3 separate regions of the Homo sapiens genome follow, and regions 1 and 2 are each linked to region 3. Evidence: chromatin contacts called from ENCODE Hi-C or POLR2A ChIA-PET data. All regions are on one chromosome and are shown on one strand. The core of a region is the stretch at or near the end of the contact, and the rest is flanking DNA. Distances in the headings are between cores, read along the strand shown. Region 1 has its middle 48 kb from the start of HBS1L. Region 2 overlaps LOC101928277 (a long non-coding RNA gene). Region 3 overlaps SGK1 (serum/glucocorticoid regulated kinase 1).

Evidence for each region. Hi-C counts contacts between places; a loop is a spot of excess contacts on that map. ChIA-PET counts read pairs that join two places held with the same protein, here RNA polymerase II (POLR2A). Pooled maps may share reads with other maps.
Region 1: a loop to region 3 is called in a map of CD4-positive, alpha-beta T cell, with 7 times the contacts of the local background. The contact joins two enhancer-like sites. A Hi-C loop is called at or near these places in 3 of 168 maps with a recorded cell type or tissue (CD4-positive, alpha-beta T cell, CD8-positive, alpha-beta T cell and naive thymus-derived CD4-positive, alpha-beta T cell) and 5 of 50 pooled maps.
Region 2: a pooled map shows a loop between it and region 3 (1.9-fold over the local background). The contact joins two enhancer-like sites. A Hi-C loop is called at or near these places in 1 of 37 single-sample maps with no recorded cell type and 1 of 50 pooled maps. POLR2A ChIA-PET finds 5 or more read pairs at or near these places in 5 of 52 experiments (HepG2, K562, activated CD4-positive, alpha-beta T cell and 2 more).

Annotation. Positions count from the first base shown.
Region 1 is chr6:135,101,623-135,104,870 of GRCh38, reverse strand. No RefSeq gene overlaps it. Among named protein-coding and RNA genes, the nearest start is that of HBS1L, 48 kb to the right of the region's middle. Within about 2 kb of position 1,455, at least 3 of the 41 ENCODE cell types and tissues checked have a DNase peak (open chromatin) inside an H3K27ac peak, as active enhancers do.
Region 2 is chr6:134,851,462-134,855,104 of GRCh38, reverse strand. All of the region lies in intron 2 of LOC101928277 (a long non-coding RNA gene), which reads left to right. Among named protein-coding and RNA genes, the nearest start is that of ALDH8A1, 97 kb to the left of the region's middle. Within about 2 kb of position 1,789, at least 4 of the 41 ENCODE cell types and tissues checked have a DNase peak (open chromatin) inside an H3K27ac peak, as active enhancers do.
Region 3 is chr6:134,168,824-134,172,107 of GRCh38, reverse strand. SGK1 (serum/glucocorticoid regulated kinase 1) reads left to right here. Exons shown (of 14, transcript NM_001143676.3): 11 at 376-471; 12 at 930-1,085; 13 at 1,193-1,282; 14 at 1,673-2,852. The coding sequence ends at 1,840. Among named protein-coding and RNA genes, the nearest start is that of SLC2A12, 120 kb to the right of the region's middle. Within about 2 kb of position 1,792, at least 6 of the 41 ENCODE cell types and tissues checked have a DNase peak (open chromatin) inside an H3K27ac peak, as active enhancers do.

The DNA of each region.
Region 1 (3,248 bases), core at 206-2,705, 930 kb before region 3:
CTGTGTTGGCTGCCTTCTTTCCCTGCATCATTTCCCCCTCCCCTGCTGGTTTTTACTTCTCAAGTAAATAATTCACTCTCAAATTCTTATCTCAAGGTCTGTTTGGGGCAATTAGAAAATAAATATTTGTTATTGTTGAATGAAATATTCATAGCAGATTCTGGATACATGTGTAGAAAAAAGCTGGATGGGGGCAGTTAGGGCATAGTTTCACAGATGACGGAAAGTTGGCTGAGCAGCAAGGGGAAGGCGCTATCACCAATCAGGAGGAGACAAGTTGGTTGCATTAATAGGACTTCCAGGATGATGTTGGGAAAAAAAGGAAAAGAAATAAAAGATACATTAAGGTGAAAATGAAAATGACTCCTTGGCAGCATCTGAGAATCAGTATCTGCAGTTGAGTCCTAGAAATGGCTGAACACAGAAACAAGCACACAAAATGCCAGCTTCATGGGTGTGAAACCTGTGCAGCTGCACAGACCGCACGCTCAGAATGACCCTGTGTTTGCCTTAATGCTCTGCTGTTGCCATCTTGAAATTCTTGATAATTTTTGAACAAGGGGCCCCACATTTTAATTTTGTACTGGGCCTCACAGATTACGTAAGCAAGCCTAAGTTCATTCCGTAGTTTCTCACTGCAGTTTAGGAAAAGTCAAGAACTATAGTTCAGGAAGAATAATAGAATATTAAGGATTTAGAATGAGAGAAATAAGACTTAAAGAGCTGGCTCACTAAGAAATTCTCAGGGTCTTCCCACAGTCTACTTTAGTTAAGAGTGCTCATTTCCTGTCTCAGATGCAGCCACATTGGAAACAGAAATAAGTTATTTAGTAATATTTCATGGCACTAATTACTTAGCACAAATATGAAAACATTTGATATATATGTGTGTGTGTGTATACATATGTATGAACTATATAGTTTATAGTTTGTTTTGTTCAGAGGAAAAAATACAGTTGATGCTAACTAGAAAAAGACTGATGAATGGCAGGGCGGGGTGGCTCCCACCTGTAATCCCAGCACTTTGGGAGGTTGAGGCGGGGGGATAATCTGAGGTCAGGAGCTCGATACCAGTCTGGCCAACATGGTGAAACCCCCCGTCTCTACTAGAAGTACAAAAATTAGACGGGGGTGGTGGTGTGTACCCGTAATCCCAGCTACTCGGGAGGCTGAGGCAGGAGAATCACTAGAACCCAGGAGGTGGAGGTTGCAGTGAGCTGAGATTGCGCCATTGCACTCCAGCTTGGGCAATAAGAGTGAAACTCCATCTCAAAAAAAAAAAAAAGAACAAAAACAGAAAAACACTGATGGAATGCTAGCCAAAAAGTCATATTTGTCATCATAGTCGACCTGTAATGTTCTGTTTTTGTGGCATGTGCCCTATTAGCTGCTAGTGGCTTTTTAATTGATCATTCATCTGGCTGTATAATTGGGAGGCTGCCAGGAATCTTTGATGTTTCCTGTCTGAAAAAATGGCATATAAAATGCTGTTTTAAAATATGCCATTCTACTTATTTCCACTTAAAATAGAGGAGATTGAAAACAGTACATGTAAATACCAAAAAGATGTCTTCTGATATTAAAAAATAAAAAAAGTATTTGAGAAAAAAATTAATGATCCCCCTTGTGGGAAATTTTGAAGCTTGTGGATTTTTAAGCAGGGAGGCAAATAAGTAAAGCATCGCAGCATTTTTCACTAACTAAAAACAGATGTCATGTGATAATGGGTGTTACATCTGCAGCTGACACCCACTTCAAAGAACAGGTGCCTCTAGTTGTTTAAAAAAAAAAGAGAGAGAGAGGGCCGCTCTTATAGCAGTCTACAGCAGGCTTCAGGAAGTGATGAGGGGGGGCCATGGAAAGACCAGCCCCTTGGACGCTCTGGGTCACTACGTCATGGTGGTACATCTGGGCACTTAGGTCCTCAGTGACCTTTCTCCCAGGTAAGACTTCAATGTCAGAGGTTAAACTGCTAGATGATTACATTTATTTAAAAGTTATTACTTTAAATGCAGTAGAATGAAGTGAGGGCTTTCCTTTACATCATATACAAAAATTAACTCAAAATGGATGAAAGATCTAAACACAAGAGCTAAAACTATAAAATTCTTAGATGCATACATGGGGGAAAAACTTCATGACGTTGAATTTGGCAGTTATTTTAAGATACGACACTAAAAGTACAGTCTAAAAAAGAAAAAATAGATAAATTGGATTTCATCAAGATTAAAAATTGTTGTGCATCAATGAATACAATCAGCAGAGTGAAAAGGCAACTCACACAATGCAGGAAACATTTGCAAATCATATCTCATATAAGAGATTAACATCCAGAATATATAAAGAACTACAACTCAACAATAACAACAAAACCAACTCAATTCAAAAATAGGCAAAGGACTTGAATAGCTATTTCTAAAAGGAAGATATACAAAGGACAATAAACATATGAAAAGAGGCTCAATACTGCTAATCACCAGATAAATGCAAATCAAAACCACAATGAGATATTACATCACACCTATTAGAATGCTCATTGTATATATTTTGTAAAGTGTTGGAGAAGAAGTGGAGAAATTGAAACCCTTGTGCATTGCTTATGGAAATGTAAAAGGGTGCAGCTGCTTTGGAAAAATGGTGTGACAATTTCTCAAAAAAATTAAATATAGAATTACCATATGACCCAGCAATTCCACTTCTAGATCTATACCCAAAAGAATTGAAAGCAGGAACTAGAACAGATATTTGTACACCAATATTCAGAGTAATCAAAAGGTAGAAATAAACCAAATGTTCATGAACAAATGGATAAACATATGGATAAACAAAATGTGTATACATACAGTGAAAAATTATTCCATCTTAAAAAGAAATAAAATTAATACATGCTACAACATGGACGAACTTTGAAAACATTGTGCTAAGTGAAATAAGCCAGATGCAAAAGGGCAAATAGTGAATGATTCCATTTATATGAGGGATCTAGAACACGCAAATCCATAGAGACAAAAAGAATAGTGGTTAATAAGGGCTGCAGAGGGAGATCTGGGGAGTTACTGTTTAATGGATACAGAGTTTCATTTTGGGAAACTCTGATGAAAAAGTTCTGAGATGGTTAATGATCATGGCTGCAAAATATGAATGTACTTAATGCCACAGAACTGTACACTTAATCGAGACCAGCCTGGCCAACATGGTGAAACCCCGTCGCTACTAAAAATACAAAAATTAGCTGGGTGTGGTGGCAC
Region 2 (3,643 bases), core at 540-3,039, 680 kb before region 3:
TGAACTTTAGTATGGGATTGTTGACAATTCTCATCTGATACTCAGTAAAAAATGATCACTCTAATTATTTGAAAAGTGGAGAGCAGTTTATGTAAAACTCCCCCACCTGCTCTTAGTATCACCAGTGTAAATGATAATAACCCACCCATAAACCTCGTTCTTACTGGATTCAAGGAGAAACTTTGTGTTTTGGCCTCCAAGTGGCAGCAACAGCCTCCCTGAAGGCAGCAAATTGAGTGTCAGAGTGTCAGTGGGTGCTCAATGACATCTGACCTGGATGAATTGCTTCCCTAACTCTCAGTATGTCAGAGGGAAACCTGCACCCCCATGTTTATTGCAGCACTATTCACAATAGCCATAATATGGAATCAACCTAAGTGTCCGTCAGTGGATACACAGATAAGGAAGATGTGGTACCTATCCACAATAGAATAGCACTCAGCCATAGAAAAGAATGCAGTCCTGTCATTTGCAGCAACACGGATGGAACTGCAGGTCATTATGTTAAGCCAGGCATAGAAAGGCAAGCATTACATGTTTTCACTCGTGTAGGAGCTAAAAAATGTTAATTGCATAGTGTAGAGAGTAGAATGATTATTACCAGAGGCTGGGAAGGGTGTGTGTGGGGTGGGTGATGGGAGAGATGGGAATGAAGAAAGGTTGGTTAATGGGTACAAACATACAGTTAGATAGAAGGAATAAGTTCTAGCAGTCTATAGTACAATAGAGTGACTATAGTTAACAACAATATATTGCATATTTCAAAATAACTAGAAGACTTGGAATGTTCCCAGTACAAATAAATCATAAATGTTTGAGGTGATAGCTATCCTGATTACCCTGATTTGATCATTATGCATTGTACACATACCTCAAAATACACATGTACCCCATAAACATGTACAAATTATGTATCAATAAAATTTTTTAAAGTTTCCTTTATTGTAGCAATGATCAGCATTTTCTCCCGGTCCACCTGGGATGCTCCAACTGATAAAAGCTCATGAACATAAGCGAAGGGGGTGAGATTTTCATCTCTGAGCATTTGCAGTAAGAGCATGCTTAAGAAATTAAAAGTTACATTTCTTACAAGTAAAGAGAAGGGATGTCCAAAACAGCCCACTGAGAGCTGTTTGCTTAACTTCAAGTTCGCTTGACCTTGTTTTGACATCATCTGTGTGCTCTTATCTGCCTCATGATGATAATTTTTTCATCAGCTCCTGCAAAATATTCTGACTACAATGAAAGCTGACCTATCTTGTTTTGTTCAAATGGATTGGGAAACAAAACCATTAGGAAATCTCGGGGATAGAAATGAAGCCGAAATGGATTAACATTTGTTTTTAATTCATGAGTTCTATCGGTCTGGGTCACTGTGTATCAACTGGAAATGCAGGCTACATTTATTTAATCCCAAAGGTAGTTTAAACGTGTTTATATGTATATTCTGTGATTCACAGAGCTGTTTCTGAGCTTTTACAGTGTGCTTTGAAGTTTCAGTGCTTGAGAGGTGATAAAACAAGGTGACACCCAGCTTTAAGAGGAGGTACAGTATGTACAGTAGGCCTCTTGTCCCTTTCAAACTGTGCTGGGTTGGAACGTGACCTCACTGCTATCAGCCTCAGTACCATAAAAGAATGAATGTCCAGAGATCATCACTGGGTCCTTTGATAAAGAGGGCTGATTTAGAATAAAGAAATCCCAGTCAGCCTGAGTAATCATGTAATCAGAGAAACCACATGGGCAAGGAGAGGGAATTCTTAGCTACTGGCATGAGAGGCAAAGTCCACTCGGGTGACAACACAACCTTTCCTAGACCCTCAAATATGGAAGTGCAGCAAGTGACCCATAAAAGTGGAACCTAACACTAGGTCCATTTTATAATTAGCTTGCTCTTACTCAGGTACCAGTCACACAGCTTATGTTTCATGCTCTGCCTTCTCCTTCCTGTGGCTTGACTGTTAGCCAGCTTGGAGCTTAATGCCTTCAGAAACATGGTGGTTTTCCTGGAGAGATGATAGAATGTTCTGCCCCTGTGACAATTAAAAAGGAAGGGGCCAGGCACGGTGGTTGACGCCTATAATCTCAGCACTTTGGGAAGCGGAGGCGGGTGGATTGCCTGAGGTCAGGAGTTCGAGACCAGTCCGCCCAACATGGTGAAACTTCACCTGTAATCCCAGCTACTCGGGAGGTTGAGGCAGGAGAATTGCTTGAACCTGGGAGAAGGAAGTTGCAGTGAGCCGAGATCGTGCCATTGTACTCCAGCCTGGGTGACAAGAGCAAAACTGTCTCCAAAAAAAAAAAAAAAAAAGGTGATAAGTACACCTTTGTTCTTTAATCTCTATTGCTACATAAAAGAATACTTTCATATGTATCTGTATTTATTCATTTAGAGACAGAGTCTCGCTCTGTTGCCCAGGCTGAAGTGCAGTGGTGCAATCTTGGCTCACTGCAACCTCTGCCTCCCTGGTTCAAGGGATTCCCCTACCTCAACCTCCCGAGTAGCTGGGACTACAGGTGCGTGCCACCACGCCCAGCTAATTTTTTTGTATTTTTAGTGGACATGGGGTTTCACTATGTTGGCCAGGCTGGTCTTGAACTCCTGACCTCAAGTGATCTGCCCACCTTGGCCTTTCAAAGTGCTGGGATTACAGGTGTAAGCCACTGCACCCAACCTTTACTTTTCATATTTAATCCTGTCTCTGCTTGACTGAAGACCAGTGGCTTTCTGGAATTTTTACTCAATTCTCAGACCACTTATTGATGAACGGAAGCTCAGTGGGCCAGAAGTCACCACTTGCTTTTCCCTTCCTGGACCTCAGTCTGAGTGTGGGAGCTTATCCCAGAGAGGCTTGATTTTGATGCTACATTCTCACATAAATTCATCAGTCAGAGAAATTCTGGTAAATTCTTAGAGCCGGAGGAGTCTGGGGGATTGTCGTTGTTTTACATTTGAAGAAGTTCAGGACAAATAAGAGTAGTTGTCTAAAGTCACAAGGACATTGAATGAATGAGTCAAGATTTGCTTGAGGTGTTTTGGGTCCCAGTGTATCAGTCTTTTTACCACACTGCCTGAACAAAATTATGTAGTCTCATGTTTGGGCAATGCAAAAAAACATCATAGTGAAACAAATATTCACAGTGAATTATATTCAGGTGCCCAGAAGTCTCAGCTACAAAATATAAATTTATTTTAGCATGGTTTCCATGAACATATATCTTCAATAGGCTTTTCTGAAACTAGACCCCTAATTGTGTCACCGAGATGGGCGGGCTGTTCCCCATCAGCGCACCATGGCTCATTGGCTGCTTGTGGGAAGTGTCCTGAAGGTCCAGAGGTTGACACCGCCTGCCTTCTGTTAACTCACGGCTGGTCATGTTACCCTACTTCTGGCTATAACCTCCTCCCTTCCATGCTGCGATTCTCCACAAGATCTCAGGGATTTGAGAAACCAATACAACATACTTTTGTTTTCTTCCAAATTGAGAATGAGTTTGAGATGTCTTTTATTCTGCATTATTTGTTTCTAAGTGCAATATTGAGGTTTACCCCCTTATAAGCAATTAAATAGCATCTCTCAGGCTAAGAGATGACTCCAGGATATTTTAAAGCAAGAACTACTGGCTGGGCACGGTGGCTCAC
Region 3 (3,284 bases), core at 543-3,042:
GTAAACTCCTCTCAGAGACTTCTTAATACAGTTCAGTGCAAATAAAATACATTTGCTGTTTGATGTAGCATGAGAAATCCCAAGTCCTTCTGTTCCTTTACTGAAAAGTAGCTGTTTGTAAGTAAGATCTGCATCATAAAAACTTTCTAAATCCCTAAGTAAGAGATATCAAGTGCCCAGCAGTTTCCTAAATGTCAGTACACATAGGTAGCCAGTCACCCTCAAAAAGTCCAGCAGTTTTATCAGGAAGGAATCTAAAGATATCTATCTTCCAAGCTGGCTCTGGGTCTCTCAGCTTTTTCAAACTAAATGTGTGGTCGTGGGATTGCTTGCTTTCGCAGGTTCTAAACGCTGTTTCCCTGGTCTGTTTTTCAGTATCTCGCACCTGAGGTGCTTCATAAGCAGCCTTATGACAGGACTGTGGACTGGTGGTGCCTGGGAGCTGTCTTGTATGAGATGCTGTATGGCCTGGTGAGTGGCACATTGGGAACCATGGAACACTGCCTGCTCCCTACAATATTGCCTTCACACAGCCCATGCTTGGCCATGGTGTCTTGCCCTTACCAGTACGCTTATCAAAAGCAGCTAAGAGGCATATTGGTTATTTTATAGTTCATAAGAATAATCACTTACCTGGTTCTTTTGTGCATTTCACATTTTACTAGATAGGACCACATTGAACCTGTGTGGTGGTGAAAAACTACCACTTATTAACATCTACCCCCTCACCCTCCACACACACACACACAAACACACACACGGGTTGCAAAGTAGACACTTAAATAGCAAGGGAAAAGAAAGCATTGAGGTGGGGAGAGTTTCTCAAATCGAGCCTAATATTTATTGCCGTTTATATCTTTTTCTCTACTGGTAATGTGTGCCATATGAAACTTCCAATTAAGTCTAAAGTAATTTTCCCCTTCTTTCAGCCGCCTTTTTATAGCCGAAACACAGCTGAAATGTACGACAACATTCTGAACAAGCCTCTCCAGCTGAAACCAAATATTACAAATTCCGCAAGACACCTCCTGGAGGGCCTCCTGCAGAAGGACAGGACAAAGCGGCTCGGGGCCAAGGATGACTTCGTGAGTGATGTTTTCCTGTCCTCCTGGGCCGGCCGGGACGTGCACTAGACCTCCCTGCCCTTATTGAATGCACCTGTCTAAATTAATCTTGGGTTTCTTATCAACAGATGGAGATTAAGAGTCATGTCTTCTTCTCCTTAATTAACTGGGATGATCTCATTAATAAGAAGATTACTCCCCCTTTTAACCCAAATGTGGTGAGTATCTGTCTCTCTTCTAAGTATAGAGAAGCCCAAAGGGCATTTATTTTAATTCAGAATTGTCTGGGGGAGGGTTGGAAGGAATACATTGGCAGATGTTTTCTCCATAAACCTGTTATTTTACCTACATAAAAAGCACATTTTTGTGTCCCAACAAGGCTCCCATAATTTTTAGACACATTTATCAATTCGAAGCACCAAAAGGCAACAAGTGAACATTATTCTTATGTTTAACTGTGTGTAGCCTTTTGAGATTTTGTGCTTGAAGTGGGTGATTATGGAAGTTGATATAAGACTTAAACTTGGTATTTAAAGCCTGGTCAAGATTTCCCTGTCCTGTGTCTAGTGTGAGTTCTTGACAAGAGTGTTTTTCCCTTCCCGTCACAGAGTGGGCCCAACGACCTACGGCACTTTGACCCCGAGTTTACCGAAGAGCCTGTCCCCAACTCCATTGGCAAGTCCCCTGACAGCGTCCTCGTCACAGCCAGCGTCAAGGAAGCTGCCGAGGCTTTCCTAGGCTTTTCCTATGCGCCTCCCACGGACTCTTTCCTCTGAACCCTGTTAGGGCTTGGTTTTAAAGGATTTTATGTGTGTTTCCGAATGTTTTAGTTAGCCTTTTGGTGGAGCCGCCAGCTGACAGGACATCTTACAAGAGAATTTGCACATCTCTGGAAGCTTAGCAATCTTATTGCACACTGTTCGCTGGAAGCTTTTTGAAGAGCACATTCTCCTCAGTGAGCTCATGAGGTTTTCATTTTTATTCTTCCTTCCAACGTGGTGCTATCTCTGAAACGAGCGTTAGAGTGCCGCCTTAGACGGAGGCAGGAGTTTCGTTAGAAAGCGGACGCTGTTCTAAAAAAGGTCTCCTGCAGATCTGTCTGGGCTGTGATGACGAATATTATGAAATGTGCCTTTTCTGAAGAGATTGTGTTAGCTCCAAAGCTTTTCCTATCGCAGTGTTTCAGTTCTTTATTTTCCCTTGTGGATATGCTGTGTGAACCGTCGTGTGAGTGTGGTATGCCTGATCACAGATGGATTTTGTTATAAGCATCAATGTGACACTTGCAGGACACTACAACGTGGGACATTGTTTGTTTCTTCCATATTTGGAAGATAAATTTATGTGTAGACTTTTTTGTAAGATACGGTTAATAACTAAAATTTATTGAAATGGTCTTGCAATGACTCGTATTCAGATGCTTAAAGAAAGCATTGCTGCTACAAATATTTCTATTTTTAGAAAGGGTTTTTATGGACCAATGCCCCAGTTGTCAGTCAGAGCCGTTGGTGTTTTTCATTGTTTAAAATGTCACCTGTAAAATGGGCATTATTTATGTTTTTTTTTTTGCATTCCTGATAATTGTATGTATTGTATAAAGAACGTCTGTACATTGGGTTATAACACTAGTATATTTAAACTTACAGGCTTATTTGTAATGTAAACCACCATTTTAATGTACTGTAATTAACATGGTTATAATACGTACAATCCTTCCCTCATCCCATCACACAACTTTTTTTGTGTGTGATAAACTGATTTTGGTTTGCAATAAAACCTTGAAAAATATTTACATATATTGTGTCATGTGTTATTTTGTATATTTTGGTTAAGGGGGTAATCATGGGTTAGTTTAAAATTGAAAACCATGAAAATCCTGCTGTAATTTCCTGCTTAGTGGTTTGCTCCCAACAGCAGTGGTTTCTGACTCCAGGGGAGTATAGGATGGTCTTAAAGCCAACCTACGTTCCAGGCCTTTTTAGCAGCATTTTATGGTGTCTGTCATTCATAAATCCATCCAAGGAAATCCTTTGCAATTTACTCATCTTGCAAGGATTGCTATGAAGTAATGCTTCCTGTATTTATTGCCTGTCCTGTGAAGTTGGACTATTTGTCCTGACATTTGGCTTGTCTTCAGTTACAGGTAATTCTTTCCAGAAATATTTGAAAGCCTACTCTGGGCTCTATTGCGAGTGCTCAGGATATCGTAGTGGACAAAGC